Linked DNA regions of Homo sapiens: all the other regions are linked to region 3. The links are chromatin contacts, found by Hi-C or POLR2A ChIA-PET in ENCODE. All regions are on one chromosome and are shown on one strand. The core of a region is the stretch at or near the end of the contact, and the rest is flanking DNA. Distances in the headings are between cores, read along the strand shown. Region 1 holds the start of LINC02595 (long intergenic non-protein coding RNA 2595). Region 2 has its middle 33 kb from the start of MIR222HG. Region 3 has its middle 120 kb from the start of LINC01204.

Region 1 (3,813 bases), core at 737-3,236, 230 kb before region 3:
AAACACACAGAAACTCACTCAAGAAGATGCCAGTGAGCAACTCAGAACCAATATCTGATATATAATTTAAGACCCAAAGGTCACTTAATATCAACTCTATTGCTGCACTCACACACCCAAGGAATCTGGCTAGCAATTGTTTTAGAGCTTGCCTTAGCTGTTTTTATTTCATGCAAGTGTTTCTCTGGAGGCACAAAAAATGTTAAGAGTAAAACTGGATTTATCGAAGGCATTTGCTTGGATTAATTAGGTAATAAAAGCATTTTCAAATTGCTAATTTACTAAGCAGTGTCACCGGAATGCTGAATTACTTTACTTTTATTATGATGATCAAGAGAGATAAATGCAGGCCTAGCCACAAAACCAAAGCAAAGAGAGGCAGGAGTCATTCTTTGCATAATTACTGGCATTTGTCATCCTTTCCTTGAAAAGGGGATCATCAGTTTTTCTAAGGATTGTTTTCTTTGCTTCAGAGTCTTTTCTTCAGAACTGTTTATCATCCACATTGTCCTCATTTACCCAGCAACACATACTGTACTAACGTACTTTCCATTAGTGAATTTAATGAATTTAATTTTGGTTCAAAATGTTAATTAAAGTGTGCCTTTCATTCTTATAAGGATGAAACTTAAAAAACTCTTGGTTCTCAAGTGTTAGGTGAAATTACTAAAAGCAGAGTTGAAAAACAGGGTTAATCAATGTGAAATGTAGTATCATGAGCCTGGGATAGATATTGATAATGAATTATAATTAATTTTCCATCTCTTTTAAGAAAACAAAGGCTCAAAAATCACGGCTTCCATAACTTTGCCTATACTTAGGAGAAATTTTGGAAGAAAAACGTGTAAGAAGAAACAGAAAAGAAGTTTGCCTCAAAGAGAGAAACAAAGAAAAAGCTACCAGACCAGATATTCCCTCATCAGAAAATGAATGAGAATTTTATTATCTCTTGGCTTTAAAAAAAATTCTGTCCTTTGCCAGATCTGAAAATGCTGCCAACCTGGAAGAAAAAGAACCCATTTTTCTAAACAACCTCATTTAGTAATTTCCATGAAATTGACATTTTAGAACTATGACAAAAAGCCAAATTAAAACTCAGGGGTTCCTAATCCCTAAATTCTGAGTCCGTTTTAAGAAATACCTAAAATACACTTTAAAACGAACCAATTAATATAATTACCGTGGGTTTAAATAACACATACACACTGGATTTGTTTCTGTAAAACACAGCTGTTCTGTTATTTACATTTTGCTATTTTTTAAATTAGAAATATGGCTTTATATATTGTACATATATGTAAAGTAACTTTTTAAAAAGAGTGAATCTGTTGTCTTCTGCCATCATTACATTAAAAAAAAAAAAACCCAACCACCCTACAGCCAATTAACTTGGAAATCTTATATTCAAGCTTCTGAATATTACTGCGGTTGTAGCAAGGGAAGCAGCACATCCAGGTAGTTAATGTAGAAGAAACAGGGCACAGGCAGCAACTTGCATCCCCTGGCAATTCACATGGTAATTTCTTCGCTTCCACTCTCAGGCTCACTCCACCTTGCTTCACCAACCCCCCTCCCCCTAAGACACGAGGCACCCTCTGGGCCACGGAAGGTGCCATGCGGGGAGACGCCGGAAGAGCGGGGGCAGAGTGCACGGTTCCCACACCCTTAGCCGCGGGCGGCCGCCGCGGGCCCCAGGAGTGGGGAACCGGTTGGGAGAGCGGGGTTGGGGGCGGACCCCAGGGCCGCACCCCTGGTCCCCCCCATCCCCTTTCTACCGCCACAGACCCAAGAACCCGAAATCTGCGGCACGAGGCGCGGCGCCCGCAGCCCCCGGCTGGGCCCCGGCGGGGATGGGCGGGCAGGGGGCGGAGCGCAGCGCAGCGCGGGGCGGCGGGAAAGGGGCGGAGAGGATAGCTTGGGCTCTGGCGGGCCGCGGGACTGGCAGAACCTGCGGGCGAGGTGGGTGGCTCGCCAGCCGGGACGAAGGGAAATGAGGACCACCGCTCCGGGGCGCGAGTAGGCGCGTGGAGTCCGGGGGCTCAGCCGCCGCGCCTCTTCCTCCTGCAGCTGGAGACTGCAACAGCGGCGGGTGCACCGGCAGCAGCGACGACCCTGCGCGCAGGTGGGCACCCCCGAGCGCGGCGCTCTGCCCGCTCCCCCGGCCACCGCGGGCCGGACGCCCGCTCTTCCAGGCCACTGCGCTTGGGGGCGAGGGCTGGGTAGGTCCAGGGGCAGAAGGAAGGTGCACGGCCCCGTGGTGGGCGCGCTTCTGCGCGCGCGCTGTGGTAGGTGGGAAAGAGGTGCAGAAAAGCTGCCTCCCTTAGGGTTCACTCCCTCGGTTCCACTGTCCCCACCCCACCCCTTCTGAGGAGCTGGGCACACCGGTGGGGCTTTGGAAAACTGCGATCTCCTACCCGCCCCGCAGTATCGGTGGCGTGTGCAGGTTGCCCTTCTCTTCACAGTCCACACCCAGCAACCATCAGGACGCCCCCTGCTCCCGGCCCGAAGACTGTAGGGACCATGGGAGGAGAGAGTGGTGGCTGGACCGGTCGGGGCGTGTGCGCGGAAGGCTGGAGTTGCTTGAGTATTGTCTGCCGGGGCCGGCGCTTGCGTCAGGGTGCTCCCTCGCGCTTTCGGGGGTAGGGAATGGGTTTGCTGAACTTACTCTGAGGGCTGATTCTGCACATGCCCTTGGCGCCTTGTGCATGTTTGGACAAGGGTTTAATGGAGGCACGTGGGAGCAGTATCGATCTCTGGCGGGTCCCCAAAGACCCTCTTGGGATAGTCCAGAGCGTGTTCGGGGTTGAGAGCGAAAGGAGAGTGTTCCGTGTGAATGTGCGTCCTAGGGAGGAGGAGGACAGTGTCTCAAGGAGACTTGATTTTCTTTTATTTGCTGCAATTCCGTAAACCAAATCATGCTTTCGAGGCGTTAAAGTAAATTACTGGTAAGTGGGGCGGATCTCTGCTGGGGATAAAGAAGCTCCCGGGTTTGCGGGGTAGCGGGCCTGGCTGGCGTGCACGCTCGGTGGCTTTTGGCGCTGTCTCGCCTAGGTAGTGGGGGTGGAGGTGGTGGTGCTTGTGTCTTTGGCTTAAGGTGCTGGAGCCGGGCTTACTTGTCCTAGGTAGACTGTGGGACTTGGAGGAGGTAAAAAAGCTTCGCGGCGCGGTTATTCGCAATTAACTCCAGAAATCTCAGTGTGTGTCTGTCGGTCGGTCTCTCTCTGTCTCTTTCTCTCTCTCTCTCTCTCTGTCTCTGTCTCTCTCTCTCTCTCTCTCTCACACACACACACACACACACACACACACACACACACACTCGCACGTCTCATGGCTGCTTGGATTTGCCGATAGTTGTTCATGAATTTTTATTCCTGTTTGTTCATTTCCTGACTTTTTTTTTTTTTTTTTTTTGGAAAAAGGACCTACCTGTATTAAAATCCGTGGGGTTTCAGAAAGACCCTTCCGCAGTCATTCATATTCAAATCAAGGATAGGGCATTTTGATGAAAATACCCCACCAAACTGCTGTTTGGATTGGACAAAACTGTAGTTCAGGTTAGAATTACTGTTATTTTAAATAGACATCTTACAACCTTGTGGTAAAGTAACCTTAGCCTGAATCGCCCCTGATCTTTCTTTGTGTCAATTTACAGAATTCTGAATTACAGATGAACAAAGCGGTGAAGTTTTCTTTTAATTTTAAACGACAGGTCTTGAAATGGCTGTAAGTTGAGTTCTGCGACTCCATCTCTTTAATGATCGGCTCAGAGTGGTGTATAGTTGATGATCTGAGACTTACATATGTTTCAATTTC
Region 2 (3,921 bases), core at 567-3,066, 180 kb before region 3:
CTCCTGCCTCAGCCTCCCGAGTAGCTGGGATTACAGGCACCTGCCACCATGCCCAGCTAATTTTTATAGTTTTGGTAGAGACGGAGTTTCACCATGTTGGCCGGGCTGGTCTTGAACTCCTGATTCAAGTGATCTGCCTGCCTCGGCCTCCCAAATACATTATATGAGAAGTGCAGTTGGGAAGGTAATTGGGAATGATAGCATACTATGAGCGTATTGGAAAAATCACGTTTACTCTAATATGAAGTTTGTTCCCTTATCGTTCCTGGCTCTTCTCTTGGTTCTCTCACCTCCTCCCTCCTCACACACACACAAGAGAGAGAAAGTATAGCAATTAATAGGTGAAGATTTTTTCCATATTCCAATGTGAATGGCTAGTTAAAAAACTTTTGCATGTTGACAACCACTTTCTTCCATCTTTCCTTTTCATAAGAAATTCAAGGAGAAAGTCTACACCCAATGTTGCATAGCAAGCAAAACCCCTCTCTTAGTTCAATGCAGCCACTCTGTAAAGGCCAAATAGACAATTCCATGGCAATTCATGGTGGCATTTGTCCATGTGGAAGAAAAGGTCCCTATGAAGTGGCAGATTACCTTAGTATTGTGAGGGACACATTTGTCATGCTCATTAGGAGGTGCAGATGGTGATTACTGGTTCTCTGGGGGAATTCTCCTTTGTGCTATTTATTTTAGTTATACACCACTGCTATTCCAGGTTGCTTGAATGAAACCCACACATGGGTAGGACAAGAATTTGCCCTGGGTCTCGGATGTCCTACCTTTAAAAAATGAAGGAGGTTTGGCTTTGCAGACATTTAGTATGTTCATCCAAATGCCAGGTGTTGTGGGTAAAACAGAGAAACTTCAGGGTAGAATCTCTGGAAGGAGCAAACTGTTGAGTAGGGAAGGGAAGATGTGGGTACATGGTGGGTTAGGAAGGATGAGATGTCAGTGCACTGTGAGTCCAGAGAGCAGGAAGTGGCTGGTAGTCACGGTGGTTAGGGAAGTTTTCCATTTCCATTTCCATTTCCAGTTCTGTTTCTCGAGGAGCCTTTGGTTTCAGGTGGTTGGGGATGGATGGACAGAGGGGCAGGGGAACTTTCAAGGCCCCTGTGAATTGCCCAGAGCAAGGAGGCTTTTTCTTTCAATCCAGCAAGCATGTTATAGTGATGGCGGATTTGTGAAAGTCTTGCCAGATAGAGAAGATATGTTGGGGCTGTTTGTGTAGGACCTCAATTGACAGATAAGTTTGAAGGCCAACACAGGCCATAGTTTCCAGGATCATTTTTCATTTCTTATTTGTGATTGACAGAAACCATAGACTAGGGTCTTTCAAAAGAAAGAATGGTGCCCATTTGCCTATTTATTGTTTGGATAAAGAAATGAATTTGACTGTGTGACCTGTTACTAAATAAGTTTAAGAGAAATGATGGCCAAGCAAAATATGCGGAATAAATTTTTAATCTGAAGGTAACTCCCTAAATCCCAGGTATTACCTTCTCACGAGAGAAGAAAGTGGCTGGAAAGAGTTGTGAAGAGTTGCATTCCTTTTTTTAATGGAGATATGGTCACTGTTTAGACCACAAGCAAACAGAAGAAGCCCAGCAGCATTTCTTGGGTATAGTTACTCATCTTCTCAAATGTTGCAAAATACCGAAGGGAAGGGAAAACCAGAAGTTGGTTGGGGTGGGTGGGCTTGGTGGTTTAAAAAATATGGTGACTAACTGACTTGTGCTGACTAATATTGGTGAACTCATAATGAGTAACAATAGTGAATTTAGGAGGAATATAAGTAGAAGGAGAGCTATTTAAAGGTTGCTTTAATACAAAAGGCAGCTGAAGTGGTCACAATAAGGATTCCCTTAGGGAAATTCGGAAGTAACTCCGTTTACCCTTACAAAGTTCTTGTTTCCTTTAGAATTCTTACAAGTATGGCTTCTTTTCCACTGGCCTCCTGGGGGGAGTTCTTGGCAGATGAGCTTGCTCGTTGTTTTGCATTGAAGAAATACCATAGATGTCCAGTAAGCAAGAGCAACCAGTTGATTAAAACAAGGTTGGCAGTAATGTCTGTGAACTGAAACCATAAAAGGTTTGTTTGACTTTTTCTTCTTAGGGGTTTTTTTTTTTTTCTTATCATGGTATAAAAAAGTACAAGAACTGACCAACCATCTTTTTCGTAAACATAGATGCTATCTTTTTAAAATGAAAGATCATAACATTATTTATAAATAGAGCAAACATACAACCAATCAAAATGTACAAGGACAGGATAGTCTGTTGTGGAATTTTCTATTATCTGTGTGTTGATCAGAGAATGTTTTGTTTTCATTCTTCTTGAAAATATTTTGTAAATGTTATTTTCCTTGAAACTCCATTTTCCTAACTTCACTTGACCCTGGGCAAGGGGTCCAGAGAAACCATCCTGTAGAGCTTAGTGTTGTATTTAGGAAACATTTTTTGTATTTAGGAAAAATTTTATCTAAGAGTTTTGCTTTCACAATTAGAGCAGATTGCTTATTTTAAAAGGAAATAACTTTTAAAATCCAATTTGGTTATTGTATTCTACTCTTCAGCGTTTTTGTTGGTGTATATAAATGAAAAATGAATTCAGAGGGATTTATATGGACGTTTGGTATAAGAATTGCCTCAAGCCTTTGCAGGACACCTCAATCCAAATTGAGGGTGTCTCCTGTTTTTGTGTCTTTTGGTTTTGGCTAGTGCCACATATTACAAGTATCGTCTCTCTTATGCAGAATCACTATTTCCAATTCATTCTGAAGTATTATAAGCGTTTATTCTGTAAAGTCAGAGATTGAAAGTTTTCCAATCTCATCTAGGTTTAGCACTTTGGAAACTGGTTAATAAACAGCATGACTCTATTTTCATTTTGACATGTAAGCCCCCGAATGAGTTTGTTTTTTCTTTAAAAAAAACTCATATTAGCAAAGTTTGAAATACCTTTCCTAAAATGAAACTTCAGTACTGGATGGAACTTAGAGTCTTGGGTTTATTGGAGCTTTTCAGCAGAGAGCAGTGATGAGCTGAGGAGTATGGACAACAGAAATGTTTTATTAAGGAGGTTATTGAATGGACCAGGAAATGCTATAGATATTAATAAATATGATTGGAGTGCAGAAGCCGAACCTCATTGGAACTGGTGAACTCCTAGCTATTTGGTTTTAATTTAAAAAAGAACTTTGGTTTTCAGCTTTGACATACAAAAGGAAGCTAGAAGTTATTCTTGAATAGCTAACCCTTTGTTTAAGCAGTAAAAATCAGTGGGGTGTCCAGCATCATCAAAGAGTCATGCAAACAAGGTGGAAAGCATTTGTTTCCTCCTTGCTCAGAGTTACTCTTTGAATCTTATGCAGTTTGCAAATGTGTAGGAGGATGGACAGTTTTTATGTTGGTCAATGCTAAAGAGAATGGGTTTCCTCAGACTGTAGAGATAATAGTGGCACAAAGTAATGGCTTACTGAATATGTTGAATGACTGGATTCACAAACCTTGTCTTAAAATTCTGGAATGATAGTGAGGCTTGAAACCTGAAAGAAGGCATTTTAAGAAAATAAAGCAAACAATATTTTTGACTCAAATCACGGAATAAATTATACAAAGACGTGTGCCCACTGGAGCTATAAAATAAGCTCAAGAAATATTTCTATCAGGTGATGGATACTAGAAGTGTGAAGAGGTGTCTCTGGTCACTGAAGAAAACAGAGTGCCATCTAGTGGAAACATTTCACTATAATGTATTACAGTACACACTAATTTAGATTTAGGTTCTTTTTTTTCCCCTCGTTACGGAGACAGGGTCTTGCCACATTGCCCAGGCTGGTCTTGAACTCCTGGGCTCCAGGCGATCTTCCTGACTCGGCCTCCCAAAGTGTTTGGATTACAGGCATGAGCCACCATGCCTGG
Region 3 (3,607 bases), core at 955-3,454:
ACGGGGTTTCACCGTGTTAGCCAGGATGGTCTCGATCTCCTGACCTCATGATCCGCCCGCCTCGGCCTCCCAAAGTGCTGGGATTACAGGCGTGAGCCACCGCTCCCGGCCGAGTTTTTATTCTTACAGGCTCTGGGAGTGAAAACCAAGAAGTTTCCTTTTTCAGCCCTTGTGGACACAGAACTCCAATAGTTCAAAGTTTTATGGACACAGAACTCCAACAGTTCAACATTGGTTCTAAATTTAGAATGCTGAAGTTAGAGTGCTTTGTTAGTCTGACAAATACAATATTCTCCTGAGTCTAACATTTAGAGCTTACATATTTTTTCCCATTCACAAAGTGCTATAGGCAATGACTGCTATTTGGCTTGGGAATTTTAGTAGTGACTTTTTAAAAACTCTCAAGTCATTCTGACTTTGACCCTCTCCAGCCAAAGGCATGACCAATGCATTTTAGTTCACCAGAACTTACCATTTTCCCCATGCTGTTCTGTGTTAGATTTCATCTGGATTCTCTCCAGAGTTTAGTGTTTAAACTGCCATTTATGGGAACACATTTTGCTAATTGTGCTCTTATTTGGATAAGTCACATGAGCCACATTGCTAAGTTGTGACTACAACCTCAGCTGCTGCTGAACTGCCCAAGGCAGGAAAATAAATTGCACCAATCTGCTCCAGAAATGAGAGAATGGGGGAAAATCCTTAGATTTGATTAGATGTTAGCTTTCAACCATTTATGTGGGGTTTTTTCCTTCTTAATGAAAACATCCTGTTAGTAAAAATTTAACCATCTCAAGAGCTTTGACAGGGGATGAAAAAAGTGAAAGTTTTAGTGTCCTCCTAATGTAGGCTCCTAGAATATCCATCCATCATTCTACGCATGCCAGTAACACCCACATTTGTTGCTTGATTTACTGATTCAGTGGTTCCTTAAGCATTCTATCTATATCTATCTATCTATCTATCTATCTATCTATCTATCTCTATTATATCTCTTTGCTATATCCCTCTCCATTCTTTTTCTTTTGAAGTAATTGGTAGGTCAATATATACATCTGTGAGTACCTATAATATGAATTCATTGTGAGAAAGATGAAATGCAGTGGTTGCAAGAAATAAAACTTTTGGGGGGACAATTGATGAATGAGACTCATTCACAACACATGGACTTTATTAAAATAATGGTGCATGTGTCATCCTCTGATGGAAGAGCTGGACTGGGATGAACTGTGAGCTTGCTTGTTTGCAGATGCTGAAGCACATAGGCCAGATTCCTCATTTCTCACAAGCCCACATAGGTATGCCTGCAGCATGGCATCTACAAAACATGCTGCCCTAAGCACAAAAGTGGATTATCTGCTTCTTTTGGTTGATGGCAGTTATTTCAGGGAGGGACTATCAACAAGTTTCTACTTGCTACAATCTAGGGCTTGAATCCATAGGCCATACTCACTTGGCCTGAAAAGACATAACCAGACTGGAAGAAAGAACCTTGCCTTAATTCAAATGTTAAAATCTCAAGAGTCTGGCATAAGGGAGGAGGAAATAATGGACAGAGTATTCTCAAAACTGGCTTTCTGCTTGCTAAGTAAGCATACACACGTAAAGGTAATGTAAATATATTTTCTCTAAAGGTGAACTACTGTTACCGATGCCAGGGTGGAAAACAAGACTGAAGTTGTTGAAGAAAATAAAGAACTATAGGTAATAATAGTACCACTAAAACTAGAGATGATGCCAAGCTGCAGGTTATAAGTATGACTTCACATGAAGCTGGAAAGCATGTATCATTACTTCGCATTCAAGTTCTGAGCAGTTTTTAGAAAATGGAAATGACATCCTTTACAGATTTAAATTTCAACATTGCTTTTGTTTTTCATGCTGATTCACCCAGAACTTGCCAAAGAAAGTCCCAGTAAAAATGTTCATGAAGGTTTTAGTAAAGTAAAAGACAAAAAAGATTTGTTTCTGAGGCTTTCCTGAGTGATTTCTCTAAATTCTTCTTGAATCATCATTCTTCGGAAAATGAGTTTGTACTCCTGCAGGCTCTGAAGGTCAGGATAGACCAGCTATGACTTTTCTAGGAAGTGAGTAATAGTAAGACCACGGGACTAATTTCTGGAGGCCTGGAGGTACTTTTCATTTCAGAAGCTGTAGGTGTGGTTTTCCCCTCCAAATGGCTTTAGGGAGTTCCAGAGGCGTGTGTACACTTGAAATGGGAATAGCCAACCTAAAGTAAACTTGCCCTGGAGGTTCTGCCAACCTCTGTCAGCTCTTACCCTGGGTTTCCCCACCCATAGTGACTGGTCCTTTATATTCCTTCTCACTCCTTTCTTCTCTATCACCCATTCCTCCAACCATTCCTCCCCACCAACTCCAAATCTTCATACCCATGCAAAAACCTGAGAATTCTTTGAATATGTATCACTTAGAATTCCTTCTTCCCGGAAAATATGGAAGGACACTGCTGCCAAATGCTGTTTGTAAGACTCACACGCAAGCTATAGCCATGGAAAATTCGTAAGAATCATTGTTGGGAGGGGAACACGTTCATAATTCTTTAAAAATTCATATTCTTTTTGGAGAAAAATTTAGGGTTTTAGTGTTAAAATGCAGCTAAGTGGCTTCATTTTCTTCATTCATTCACTCAATAAAAATTTACTGTGCACCTACTATATGCCAGATGTGGTGTTAGAAGATACTGTGATAGAAGACACAGTCACTGCCCACAAAGATTTTAAGAGTTGGTGAAGAAGAGAAGAAAAATAATAATTACAATATAGTGCTATAAAGACTATGAGAGATGTTGTAGTCAGTATGCCATGGGCAGTTAAGAATTGTTAAAGTCCTCAATGATGAGTAGGACTTAATGAGGAAACTGTGTGTGTGTGTGTGTGTGTGTGTGTGTGTGTGTGTGTACTGGACTTGGGGAAATTGCTGGTGTTGTCCAGCTTCAGACGGGCTAAAGTTACCACCAAAACCCACTTTCTAAAGCTTATTACACACTAATAAGGCAGAAGAGAAAGTGGACCAAGCTTTCTTCAGTATTCTCTTTCCTCTCCATGGTGTTCCCAATTTCTCCTCCCCTTTTCCCCATATTTTTGCTTCCAACTTTCAGGAAATAATTAATAGACTTAATTCTTCATGGTTAAGTTTCATTGCTTGTTTCCCACAAGAGCTTATGCATTTCAGTAAATGTCAGTGCCTTCATTCAAAAATCTGAATCTGTAATGGAATGTGTTTGGAACTTACGGAGGAGATGGAAGACTCACGGCAAACACCTATTCTACTCATCCTACCCATTTCTGTAAGAAATGATCCTGGCATTTATGACACTAAGGAATAAAGCAGAAATCTACACCATCAACTATAGCTCAAATTCCATTAAGGTGAATTTCAAGAGCTGCCCATATTCTTTAGCTCTACTGGAATGTGGTTTTACTTACTGGCAGGTGAACTGAGCAAACTCAACACCAGTTTGGAAATAGTTAATGTAATACAACAGATGATCTTTAAAGTCCCCAATTCTAAACTGCTGTGAATTCTATGCATTAGATTCCTATCAAGTTCTGCCTGTGGCCAGGGGAAATGGTTAACAAAGTGGCAG

The links. A loop is a pair of places that touch in the nucleus more often than their neighbours do. ChIA-PET counts read pairs that join two places held with the same protein, here RNA polymerase II (POLR2A). Pooled maps may share reads with other maps.
Region 1: a loop to region 3 is called in a pooled map, with 5 times the contacts of the local background. The contact joins the promoter of LINC02595 here to the enhancer-like site in region 3. A Hi-C loop is called at or near these places in 1 of 37 single-sample maps with no recorded cell type and 11 of 50 pooled maps. POLR2A ChIA-PET finds 5 or more read pairs at or near these places in 1 of 52 experiments (activated CD8-positive, alpha-beta memory T cell).
Region 2: a map of ascending aorta shows a loop between it and region 3 (3-fold over the local background). The contact joins two enhancer-like sites. A Hi-C loop is called at or near these places in 1 of 168 maps with a recorded cell type or tissue (ascending aorta) and 11 of 50 pooled maps. POLR2A ChIA-PET finds 5 or more read pairs at or near these places in 3 of 52 experiments (H1, activated CD4-positive, alpha-beta T cell and activated naive CD4-positive, alpha-beta T cell).

The regions. Positions count from the first base shown.
Region 1 is chrX:45,849,663-45,853,475 of GRCh38, reverse strand. It overlaps LINC02595 (long intergenic non-protein coding RNA 2595), which reads left to right and starts at 1,986. Exons shown (of 3, transcript NR_125365.1): 1 at 1,986-2,122.
Region 2 is chrX:45,801,551-45,805,471 of GRCh38, reverse strand. No RefSeq gene overlaps it. Among named protein-coding and RNA genes, the nearest start is that of MIR222HG, 33 kb to the right of the region's middle. RefSeq lists enhancers at 1,152-2,351, 3,014-3,592. Within about 2 kb of position 1,816, at least 6 of the 41 ENCODE cell types and tissues checked have a DNase peak (open chromatin) inside an H3K27ac peak, as active enhancers do.
Region 3 is chrX:45,620,393-45,623,999 of GRCh38, reverse strand. No RefSeq gene overlaps it. Among named protein-coding and RNA genes, the nearest start is that of LINC01204, 120 kb to the right of the region's middle. Within about 2 kb of position 2,204, at least 4 of the 41 ENCODE cell types and tissues checked have a DNase peak (open chromatin) inside an H3K27ac peak, as active enhancers do.